2 separate regions of the Homo sapiens genome follow, and region 1 is linked to region 2. A link is a loop called in an ENCODE intact Hi-C map of the cell type or tissue named here. Cell type or tissue: OCI-LY7. All regions are shown on one strand. Links, peaks and the distances in the headings refer to the core of each region. The heading gives the core; the rest is flanking DNA.

Region 1 (5,376 bases), core at 200-5,199, 130 kb before region 2:
CCCTCACAATGTCCCTTAGATGGGAAATGGGGGCTAAGGTTTCAGGAGGGAGGGACAGGCTGGATTAAACAAGGAATGGCACATCCATCAGCATGACAGCCATGGCCTTGGCATGGCCATCTCCCAAGAGGCACTGGATCCATGATAAAGAGCCTATAAACCACCCGATAAAACTCATATATCATTCCCTTGCCTCTGATAAGGGGATCTTGTTTTTCCTTTCTTGCAATACAATAGAGATTCATGAATTAGCCAGAAATTCAGATACTGCTGTGTCATGGGCTGGTTGGCTTAGAGGTTGGACAGATGCCAGCCCCTTCCTAGCTGTGTGAGCTCAGATAAGGGAGTTAAGCTCTCGGGGCTCCAGCTTCCTCATCAGTAAAATGTAGACAGCAATATCCTGATGGATCAAATAAAGATAACTTATGTAAAGCAACTGGCTGCCAGTACTCAGTCAGAAATGTTAGCCCTTTTCCACTTGAGATAAAGAGCCCAGAGGCTTTATGAGTTCCCTGGTCTTTGTTCCCACTGAAGAAACTTCCTTGGCATCAACGCTACGGCCACTCCACCGTGCACCAGTTAGTTCCCAGCCATGAGCACAGAAGCTGAGGACCTGACCCTGAGGGTCCCACTCAGGCCGTGGTAGCCCCAGTCCAGGGCACTGAGGCAATTCTAGTCTAGCTGTGCTTTGTTTACTCCGTGGGGGATCTGAGCCTGGGATGAGCAGAGGGCAGGCGGAAGGGGATGCAGGAATGTCATCATTGTATGTCACTATCATCTGCCCTTTCCAAACTTGTAGCTCCGGGTTTTAGAATTTGGAGGCCTGGGGAACGCATTTACATGTTTCATTTGTTTGTTTTTAGTAACCATGTAATCACCCATGTGAACTAAGCTGAGGAACAGTGTCACTTCTGCTTCTACGTAGCTCACTAGAAATCCTCCAAAGAATTATAGCCATCATTTGTTGAGCACCTACTGTTTGCCAGCGACAGTACTAGATGCTTTATCTTCAATCTTCCCTGCAGATCTCTACCTCCCTCTTATGGATCAGAAAATGGAGGCTCTGAAATAGCATATTTAATCTGTGCCAGGTTAACAGAGCTAACAATTGGGTCAGGATTTGAACTTGGCTCTGAGGGGCCATGTGCTTTCCAGTGCACCTCTCAAAGTAAGCGCCACACTGAGTTACAGAGAGCTGTGCCCATAGCATCATCACCTACAGGGCAGGTGGCCTTTTCCTAGGAGTTGGTGCCAAGGATTCTGAGTCCTCCTGTGTGGCAGACTGAATGTCGACATCCCGATCCCCAGAGCCTGTGAATGTTTTCTTATAGAATGGCAAAAGAGACTTTGTAGGTGGGATGAAGTTAAGGATCATGAACTGGGAGGATTATCCTGGATTAGCCAGGTGGGTGGGAGGTAAGCACCACTCTTACAAGAAGGAAGCAGGAGATCAGAATGGGTCATAGGAGCTGTGTCCTGGAAGCAAGAGGTTGGAGGGACTTGAGAAAGGGGTCATGAGCCAAGGTATACAGGCAGCTTCTAGAAGCTGGAAAAGGCAAGGGTATGGATTCTTTCCAGAAGCTTCCAGCAGGAACACGGCCCTGCCAGCACACTGAATTTAGACTTTCTACCTCTACAACTGTGAAGAGAATAATCTGTATTGTTTTAAGCCACTAAATTTGTGACAATTTATTACAACAGCAAGGGAAACTCATATACCTGGGGATGTTTCAAGTCAGAGGAAGGGATATTTACCTCCCAGGAGGAAGGTAGGGCTTCCTGAGTGGTGGTGATCACAGGTGTGCAGTGACCGACACCTTCAGAGCCACAGAGAGGCCAGATGTTGGAAACAGTGCTCAGAGAAGGGACAAGAGCACCCAGAACCTTTGCTTAGGGAGCAGGAGCAGACCCATTGTGGGTGCCCACAGTGGTCTCGAACTCCTGGACTCAAGTGATTGGCCCGCCTCGGCCTCCCAAAGTGCTGGGATTACAGGTGCAAGCCATGGCGCCCAGCAAGACAGATTCTTAATAAAGTAAAACAAAGCCTTACTCTAAAGCCCGGCAATTCCACTCCTAGAAATTTACCAAAGAGAAATGAAAACAAATATCTACACAAAAGATCCAAATGTGAAGCCACCCTCGAAATGAAAAGTGGTGTCCAGCTCAGGCCCCTTGTCTCTCCATCTGAGGACTCGGGCCTGCCGTGAGAAAGTGATCTGCATCTTCACTTTTCACTTCCTCTTTCACCTCCAGGCCCTCTGGCATCTCTGGGGCAGCCTCTGCCATAACCTGGAAGGGTGGAGGCCCAGCCTTGTATCATAAAACCCAGGGGCCGGCCCACTGGGGAGAACAGAAGGCACTGATACCACCTGGGAGGGCAGATATTTGCCTCCACCTGCTTCCACTTTAGAAGCCAATGCAAAACAGGAGAGCAGGGTGGGGAACAGGACAAATATTTGGCCAAGTACCAATTCAGTCTTAGGAATGAGCAGAAGATGGTGATGTCTTGCAGTGGGCATACCCGGAATAACACACAGCCCACGTGGCATTATCCCGGCACATTCTATTACTAACAATTTGAATGGGGGCAGGGGCAAACCTTTGCAAATGAAACATATTTTATATGAAAATAAACACTGTCACATTTGGAACTGAAAACAAATTTTGCATTAATTTTTAAAAGAAGACTTTTCCGACTATGGGCCACATCCCCAGATACTCCCTCTATCTTCCAAAGTATGCATCTTCTTTGCCCTGTCCTTAACTGCTATTGCAGAAGGAAGTCTGAGAAGCTGTGTATAGGGGAAAGTGCAAACCTGGAGCCTCTGCCGCTGGGTTTGACTCCAGGGGCTGCCAGCACGAGCTGTTTCATGTCAGTTACTGTACTATACCGTATATTATGTTATGTACAATGTCAGTTACTGCTCTGAGCCTCGGCTTCCTCATCTTCAAAATGGAAATGAGAACTATTACCTCATAGGGCTGTTCTGAGGATTAAATGAGATCAGGTATGTACATACCTTGCACATTAGTCAGTTATTACTGTTAACAGCATTCACAGACACCTAACTTGGATCTGTTACGAGGCTCACTTCCTTAGCAGGGATCAGGAAAATGCTGATACAAGACCAGGTAGAACCTCCGTTTCGAGTTTATCCTTTTGAAATGTTCCAAATCTTGATTGGTGGTGATTTGAGTGTACGCATTTAGCAAAGCTCATTAAAGTATACACTTACTATCTGCTTATTTCACAGTATGTAAATTTACCTGAATAAAAAATTGTTTCAAAAAAAGTTGCTCCTCTGTCCTTAAACACCTATTTTGTATATTTAACCCAGAATGTGCACCCCAGTGCACAAATGCAGCGTCCAAGGAGCTCACATCGGGTGTTTAGTTTTGATTAATGGGCTTTCCTGGACTCAGAAAGGAGGTAATTTAGGATCCCAGCTGCCTGCAGGCAGAAAGAGGCTCTGTTGAGCCATCAGCACCTCACTGCCGCCTGCTCAGCCTCCCGGGCTTCTCAATAAATGGCGACTCCACTTTCCCTCAGGTCAGGGCTCAGACCAGTCAATGGCCACCACGGGGCAGCATCCCAGAACAGGAGGTAGGGAGGGACATCCAGGGGCTCAGCTGCTTTTGAAAGCTCTCTATTGACAAGGACGCCACAGACACCAGTTGATTTGACTCGTTGTTATTTTTTCTAGCACAAATCATGAGCCAGTTACAGTAACACTGGGCATTTAAAAGGCAGGAGCTAGACAAGCACTTTACTACTTTGGAAAACAGATTTTGTTGTTTTGTTTTGTTCTGAGACAGGGTCTCACTATGTTACCCAGGCTGGAGTGCAGTGGCGCAATCAAAGCTCACTTCAGCCTTAACCTCGCGGACTCAGGTGATTCTCTCACCTCAGCTTCCAGGAGCATACCACCAAGCCTGGATTAATTTTGGTGGTGGGGGAGGGAGGGGTGGCATGTAGGGACAGTTTTTCCATGTTTCCCAGACTGGTCTCGAACTCCTGGACTCAAGTGATTGGCCCGCCTCGGCCTCCCAAAGTTCTGGAATTACAGGTGCAAGCCACGGCACCCAGCAAGACAGATTTTTAATAAAGTAAAACAAAGGCTTACTCTAAAGCCCAGCAATTCCACTCCTAGAAATTTACCAAAGAGAAATGAAAACATATATCTACACAAAAGAACCAAATGTGAATGTTTGTTGCAGTTGTATTTATAATTGCCAAAAACTGGCAATGACTCAACATCCAACAGCAGCTGAATAGATAAATAAATTGTGATACCTTCATAAAATAGAATACTACTCAGCAGTAAAGATAAATGAACTACTGAGACATGCAACAATATGAAGAAATCTCAAAACCGGTATGCGGAGTGAAAAGAAGCCAGAGGCAAAAGGATGCAGACATTCTATTTATCTGCAATTGTAAAACAGGCAAAGTGAGCTATCAGGGCAGAAAGCACAGCAGTGGTTACTGGGGCTGGGACAGGGGCTGAGGCTGGGAGGGTAGAGAATGCACCAAAAAGTCAACTAAGGCAACTATCCGGAATGATTGGAAATTTCCATATCTTGAAATTGCAGTGGCATTGCACAGGTATATACATTTACCAAAACTCACAAAGCTATACATTTAAAATAGGTACATTTTATTGCATGTAAATTACCTCAACAAAAGTAGCAGGGAGAAGGAGAAGGGTGATCTGATGTCTCTGAGGGGTGCTCCCTTTTGGGGAAGCCAATACATCATTTCTTTCTCCTAAGATCCTCCACGTGGTCACACAGTTACTGAGAAGCTGTTTTAATCTATACAACTGTGGGGATTCTGATTTTTTTTTTTTAAGAGGCCTCTGGCCTCCTGATATATTGAAGAGAAAATAAAGACTTCCTGGATGGCAAAAGCTCTAAAATAGACATAGTGCAGGCCAATACACTAAGACATGCAGGACCGGGCAGGGATTCAGCCAGCACACAATGGCAGTCACATTGGGGGTGGGATAAATGTTAAAATATCTATTTATCAGTTAGTAAATAGCCACTGCCCTGAAATGCCTGAATATCTCTCTATTATCCAGGAATCCTCCCCATCTCTCCAAAGCTCAGCAACTTGAAGAGTTGGTGGTTACCACTGCGGAAGCCACCAAGATCCCACTCCAGCTCCTAGGCACCTCTGTGCTGATGGGTTAGTGCCTGGCCATACTCCATAAAAACATATTTCAGATGTCCCATTCCTCCTGTTATGAGGCTCACTTTCTTAGCAGGGATCAGGAAAATGCTGATACAAGACCAGGTAGAACCTCCGTTTCGAGTTTATCCTTTTTGAACAATTTAATTTAGGAGTAATTCGAAGCAGATAGTGATCAAAAG
Region 2 (5,376 bases), core at 290-5,289:
ACAAACAGACCAGGCAGATGCCACACAGTGCCCTGCAGTGTCTCTACCAAGTGACACAAAAAACTAAACCATTCTAGGAAGGAGGAGCAGGTCAGTCAGTCAGCTTCTAAAAATACCCAAATAGGAGCATAGAAACATCCCATCACCCCATGTCAATCAAGAGAAAGTCACAGAAGAATATGTTTGCCAGAAAAAAAAAAAAAAAGGCAGCAGGAGCTGGTAGGAGAGCCCCGAGATGAAGAAAACTTGTATGAGGGTCATTTAAATGCTGGTAGGATGGCCTTTAGAGGCAGCTGCTTGGAGAGTCTCATAAATGGCCTTTGGGTAGTGGTAGCATTTGCATCAGGCCACAAGGCCCTGCCGCTAGCTGGCCAGGCTCAGGGAGGACTGCGGGCTCTGAGCGTGCTATGGGCCTCAGGCCATGCTGTGGAAAGTCAGCAAGATCACAGAGGAGCTGAGCCAGCAGGATTTTCCAGAAATCACCTAGGGCAAGAAGAACAGAGCAAATTATATGTGGGTGGTTGGAGCCCAGAACCGGAAACTGTAACAGCAAACTTTTTTCTGCACCTCTGTACCAAAAACAGCCGGAGATGTGGACAAGGACCACTTTTGGGAGTGGGGAGCACGATCTATTTAAGCAGCATCCCATATACTGGCTCCTGTAGAGGGAGGCCCACTTAAGAGGAAATGTAAACACAAACATCCTGGGACAGCCTTAGGTGCCCATGCAGTCTAGTGTCGCACTCCCAGGCTGGGCCCTTCAGATAAGCAGTGGTGGTCTCTGTAGCCCCTCAACTCTCCGTCCATTCCAGCCCAGTTGCACTGTCTCTTTTCTCATGGCTGAATATTCCAGTTTAGCCTGAAGTTGCCTCCTTACATAGTTTACATTCAGCTTAAAGGTGTCTCCATACACAGTGAACTGTAACCCAACTAGAGGTATAAACAGATTGTAAATTACTCTAGGAACAAGTAGTGGAGTCTCAGCCAATCACAACAAGCAGCCAGCTGTTCACACCATGTGCAAATAAGGCAGAAGCCAGGCGGTAACCAATCTGGCTGTTTCAGTAGTCACTGTCCCTTTCATTTTTCTGTCCCTAAATCCTCTCCAACCATGCGGAATTGCCAGTTTCTCTAAACCTTTTCTGATTTCGGAGGCTGCCCGATTTGCAAATCACTCTTTGCTTAATTAAACTCTATTAAATTCACCTTGTCTAAAGTTTTTCTTTTCTTTTTTTTTGAGACGGAGTCTTGCTCTGTTGCCCAGGCTGGAGTGCAGTGGCGCAATCTCTGCTCACTGCAACCTCCACCTCCTGGGCACGAGCGATTCTCCTGCCTCAGCCTCCTGAGTAGCTGGGATTACAGGTGCCCACCACCATGCCCGGCTAATGTGGTGGCTCACGTCTCTAACCCCAACACTTTGGGAGGCTGAGGTGGGTGGATCATTTGAGGTCAGGAGTTCAAAACCAGCCTGGCCAACATGGCGCAAGTTTTAACACAGGTCTTCCCCTGCCTTATCCTTCCTTGTCACCCAGGTTTCTAGACATGCCTGCCTCCTAGCCAGGGAGTGCTGGCCTCAGGCTTCTGAAGAGCATCATGCTTCCAGAAAGCTGAAAAATAAATTATACCTCCCTGACACATGCTCACTCCTCCTGCATCACCATGACAAATTCCCTCCAAAATCACCACACTGCCTTTTCTCTTCTCTTCCCCGGATAAAACTACATTCCCCATAATGATTAGACGAGAAACAAACACCCATTTTTCCTTTAGGAAACCCTCCTAACTTATGAACCAGAGCAAAGACCCATGCAGGACAAAAAGGAATCTTCTACAATGTGTAGATCAGATGATCTTCAGTTTGTACTTCATATTTGTGGTTTAGAATTTACAAAGACCAGCTAGGCATGGTGGCTCACACCTATAATTCCAGCACTTTGGGAGGCTGAGGCAGGCAGATCACTTGAGGACAGGGGTTCAACACCAGCCTGTCCAACATGGTGAAACCCCGTCTCTACTAAAAGTACAAAAATTAGCCAGGCGTGGTGGCGGATGCCTGTAATCCTAGCTACTCGGGAGGCTGAGGCAAGAGAATCACTTGAACCCAGTAAGCTGAGATCGTGCTACTGCACTCCAGCCTGGGCGTTGGAGTGAGACCCTGTCTCAAAACAAAACAAATATTTACAAAGACCTTTCCTACACATGATCACATTTTGGTCTGACAACCACTAAGTGAGACAAGCATTACTAATCCCATGTAGATGTTTAGACTCGAAGAGTTTAAGAGTTTAAGTAATAGTTCCAAGGTCACCCATCTACTCAATGGCAGAGCTGGGATTCTAACCTTATCATATAATTCTGAGTAAAACCCTTCCTCCAATAAAATAATAATAAGAACTACCTGTTTTGAGCATTTACTATGTGCCATGCCCTATGCTATGTACTTTACACACTTAAATTTAGTTAACCCTCAGGAAAACCCTATAAGATAAGGTTGTGCTATTATGATGCCCATCTTAGGGATGAGGAAAACTGAGGCACAAGGAGGTTAAGCAATTGCTGAGGTCATGCAGCCATACCACTCTATCCTATAGCTTCCTAAATTTTTGCTAGTCCTACTTCACTGCAAACCGCAAACTCAGGCTAGGAAACAAAATAATAAGCACCCCTATAGAAAATTTGGAAAGTACAGAGTCAACAGTTAAGACCCTGGCAAGAGGGGCTCATTTGCAAGCTCAGACCTAAAACAGCAAGCTGCAGGTGTTGGCTACTAAATCCGTGTAAACAGGCATCACCAACTTATTTTAAGCCTCAGTGAAAAGGTTAGTCACAGTATCAGCCAGAGCCGGGCAGGAAACAGATGGCACACTCCAAATTGCTTAACTGAAAAAAAAAAAAAAAATGTAATGAGGGGACTATTTACGGAAGTGCAGGCAGGATGAAAGGACTGACTCTACCAGGGGCGGTGTGGCACCAGGGGCGGTGTGGCACCAGAGAAAACAAACGCTGGGAGTGGTTACCCCCCTAGCACTGCAGGGGCAAAGGGACAGAATATGGTACCGCAGCCCAGTGACCGCCAGAGCTGGGAGAGGGACTGCTTCCCAGGAGCTGTGGGACAAAGCCACTGCCAGGGCGGCCTTCCTCCCTTCCATCCCCGCCAGGTGCCCCCATTAGCCAGGAATGCCCAGAAGCTGTCAGGCAAAGAGCTTTGGTGAAGCTGTCCCTAGAGATGCATCTCCTGGGCCACACAGTCAGGGTAGAGAGAGGTGGAGAATGAATGGGGATGACCCCTCTCATCCTGACCCTGCCCACACAAGGGCTTTAGCCAAAGCCACACAGCATTTGAGCACTAGTTGCTTCAGCACCAATGTGCTCTGGCTCATGTTTTCTCTAAAAATGCAACTGTGGGCCGGGTGTGGTGGCTCACACCTCTAATCCCAGCACTTTGGGAGGCCGAGGTGGGCGGATCACCTGAGGTGAGGAGTATGAAACCAGCCTGACCAACATGTAGAAACCCCATCTCTACTAAAAATACAAAATTAGCTGGGCGTGGTGGCACATGCCTGTAATTCCAGCTACTCAGAAGGCTGAATCACTTGAACCCGGGAAGCAGAGGTTGCGGTGAGCCAAGATCACGCCATTGCACTCCAGCCTGGGCAACAAGAGCAAAACTCCATCTCAAAAAAAAAAAAGCAACTGTGTTAAGCACACCAAACATTAAAAGGAGCACCAATATCTTTTCCCAGAGGCTGTGCCGTCTTCCCTTTCTTGTGGCATTCAATCAGTGACTGCAGGGCCTTACTGCCTGGCCTCATATATTAAACAGGACTTCCTTCTTGGTTCCTCCACTTTGATAAAGAATGGGTTGGTTCCTCAAAAAATAATCATAGGACTGCCATATGATCCAGCATTCCTACTTCTGGGTATATATCCACAAAAAGTGAAATCAGCGTGTGGAAGAGATATCTGTACCTTTGTGTTCGTTGCAGCATTAGTCACGCAGTAGCCAAGATGTAGAAACAATCTAAGTGCCTATTAGCAGAGGGATGGTTAAACAAAATGGGACACACACACATTATATATATATATATGTATATATGTACATATATACGTATATACATATATATACGTACATATATATGTACATATATATGTGTATATACGTGTATATGTACATATATACACGTATATATGTATTCTTCATTGATAAAAAGGAGGAAATCCTGTTATTTATAACATAGATGAGAACATTATGCTAAATGAAATAAGCCAGACACAGAAAGACAAATATTGCATGACCTCACTTATTTGTGGAATCTAAAAATGTCAAACTCATAGTAGAATGGGGTTTGGGGGGCTGGGAAGTCAGGGGAAATGGGGACATGGTCAAAGGATACAAACCTGAGTTGTAAGAGGAATCAGTTCTGAGGCTCTAATGCACAGCCTGGTGGTTATATTTAATAATCGTGTATTATATACTTGAAATTTGCTAAGAGAGCAAATGGAGTGTTTTCATCACACAAGAAACGAAACAGTAACTATATAAGGTGACATTTGTGTTGATTAACTTGATGCTAGTAGTCATTTCAGAATATATATTTATATCAAATTACCGTGTTGTATGCCTTTAATTTCTATTTTTTATTTGTCAATTATATTTCAATAAAGCCAAGGGAAAGAAATCCCCTCCCCCAAAAGAAAGATGAGTTGAAGCAAGATCTGAGAGCTGTATTTCTCTTCTGCATCTGTCTTTTTACTTTTAGCTTCTCTCACTTTTCTTTTTTTTAAAAAAATGTAATTCAAGAGGAAGGCAGCAACAAAGAGCAAATCAATTTCCAGCCTGGCTGTGCTTACACAGTCCTGGAGCAGACAGTGTGTAGTTGTCAATGTAGGCAGAGGTGACAACTTCTGCACCAACACCTCTGATAGGGAGTTGTGTCTGCCTGCCAAGCATTTAGAGTGGGAAAGGAGGAAAGGAGAGGGCGGGAAACGCACGCACAGCTCAGGCTGTCACCATGGAAGGGGGAGAGGAAGGGCTTTCTCCTGATAATCAGGAAAACAGAGAGAGTAGAGGTAAGCAAGCTTGAAAACAAAAAGCAACCTCCAGGGCCCCAAAACAATACAGGCAATGCAGGGCCTGCTTATGGCCAAACCGTGAGGCCCGCAGCAACCTGGGGCGGCCCTCCCAGCCTGCTGGGCCATTTAGGAGACCCAGAATCTCAAAGCCCAGGTGACAACTGCTTTGTAATGTTTGGGCAGGCGAGGGAGCGGGGCTGACTGGAAGAGGAATTTATATATATAGTTAGCCATAAAAATGGGTTTTATTTAACTTGAATGGGATTGAGGAGGGAGGGCTTTCCTGCTTCCTGTATCACCTGT

What was found. Hi-C counts contacts between places; a loop is a spot of excess contacts. Peaks named below come from ENCODE experiments on the same cell type or tissue, not always from the same donor. Only the 100,000 strongest peaks of a DNase experiment are listed, where the experiment ranks them.
Region 1: a loop joins it to region 2, with 4 times the contacts of the local background. A loop is called at or near these places in 15 of 110 quality-filtered maps.

Annotation. Positions count from the first base shown.
Region 1 is chr6:13,395,224-13,400,599 of GRCh38, forward strand. All of the region lies in intron 1 of GFOD1 (Gfo/Idh/MocA-like oxidoreductase domain containing 1), which reads right to left. Among named protein-coding and RNA genes, the nearest start is that of TBC1D7-LOC100130357, 69 kb to the left of the region's middle. In OCI-LY7, for the core only: a CTCF peak has its summit at 2,694; DNase peaks (open chromatin) are centred at 898 and 2,288; H3K4me3 peaks cover 2,838 bases; H3K27ac peaks cover 1,896 bases.
Region 2 is chr6:13,524,012-13,529,387 of GRCh38, forward strand. No RefSeq gene overlaps it. Among named protein-coding and RNA genes, the nearest start is that of GFOD1, 39 kb to the left of the region's middle. RefSeq lists an enhancer at 2,804-2,923. In OCI-LY7, for the core only: CTCF peaks have their summits at 2,969, 3,169, 4,439 and 4,638; DNase peaks (open chromatin) are centred at 1,000, 2,810, 3,250, 4,440 and 2 weaker places; H3K4me3 peaks cover 1,778 bases; H3K27ac peaks cover 5,000 bases.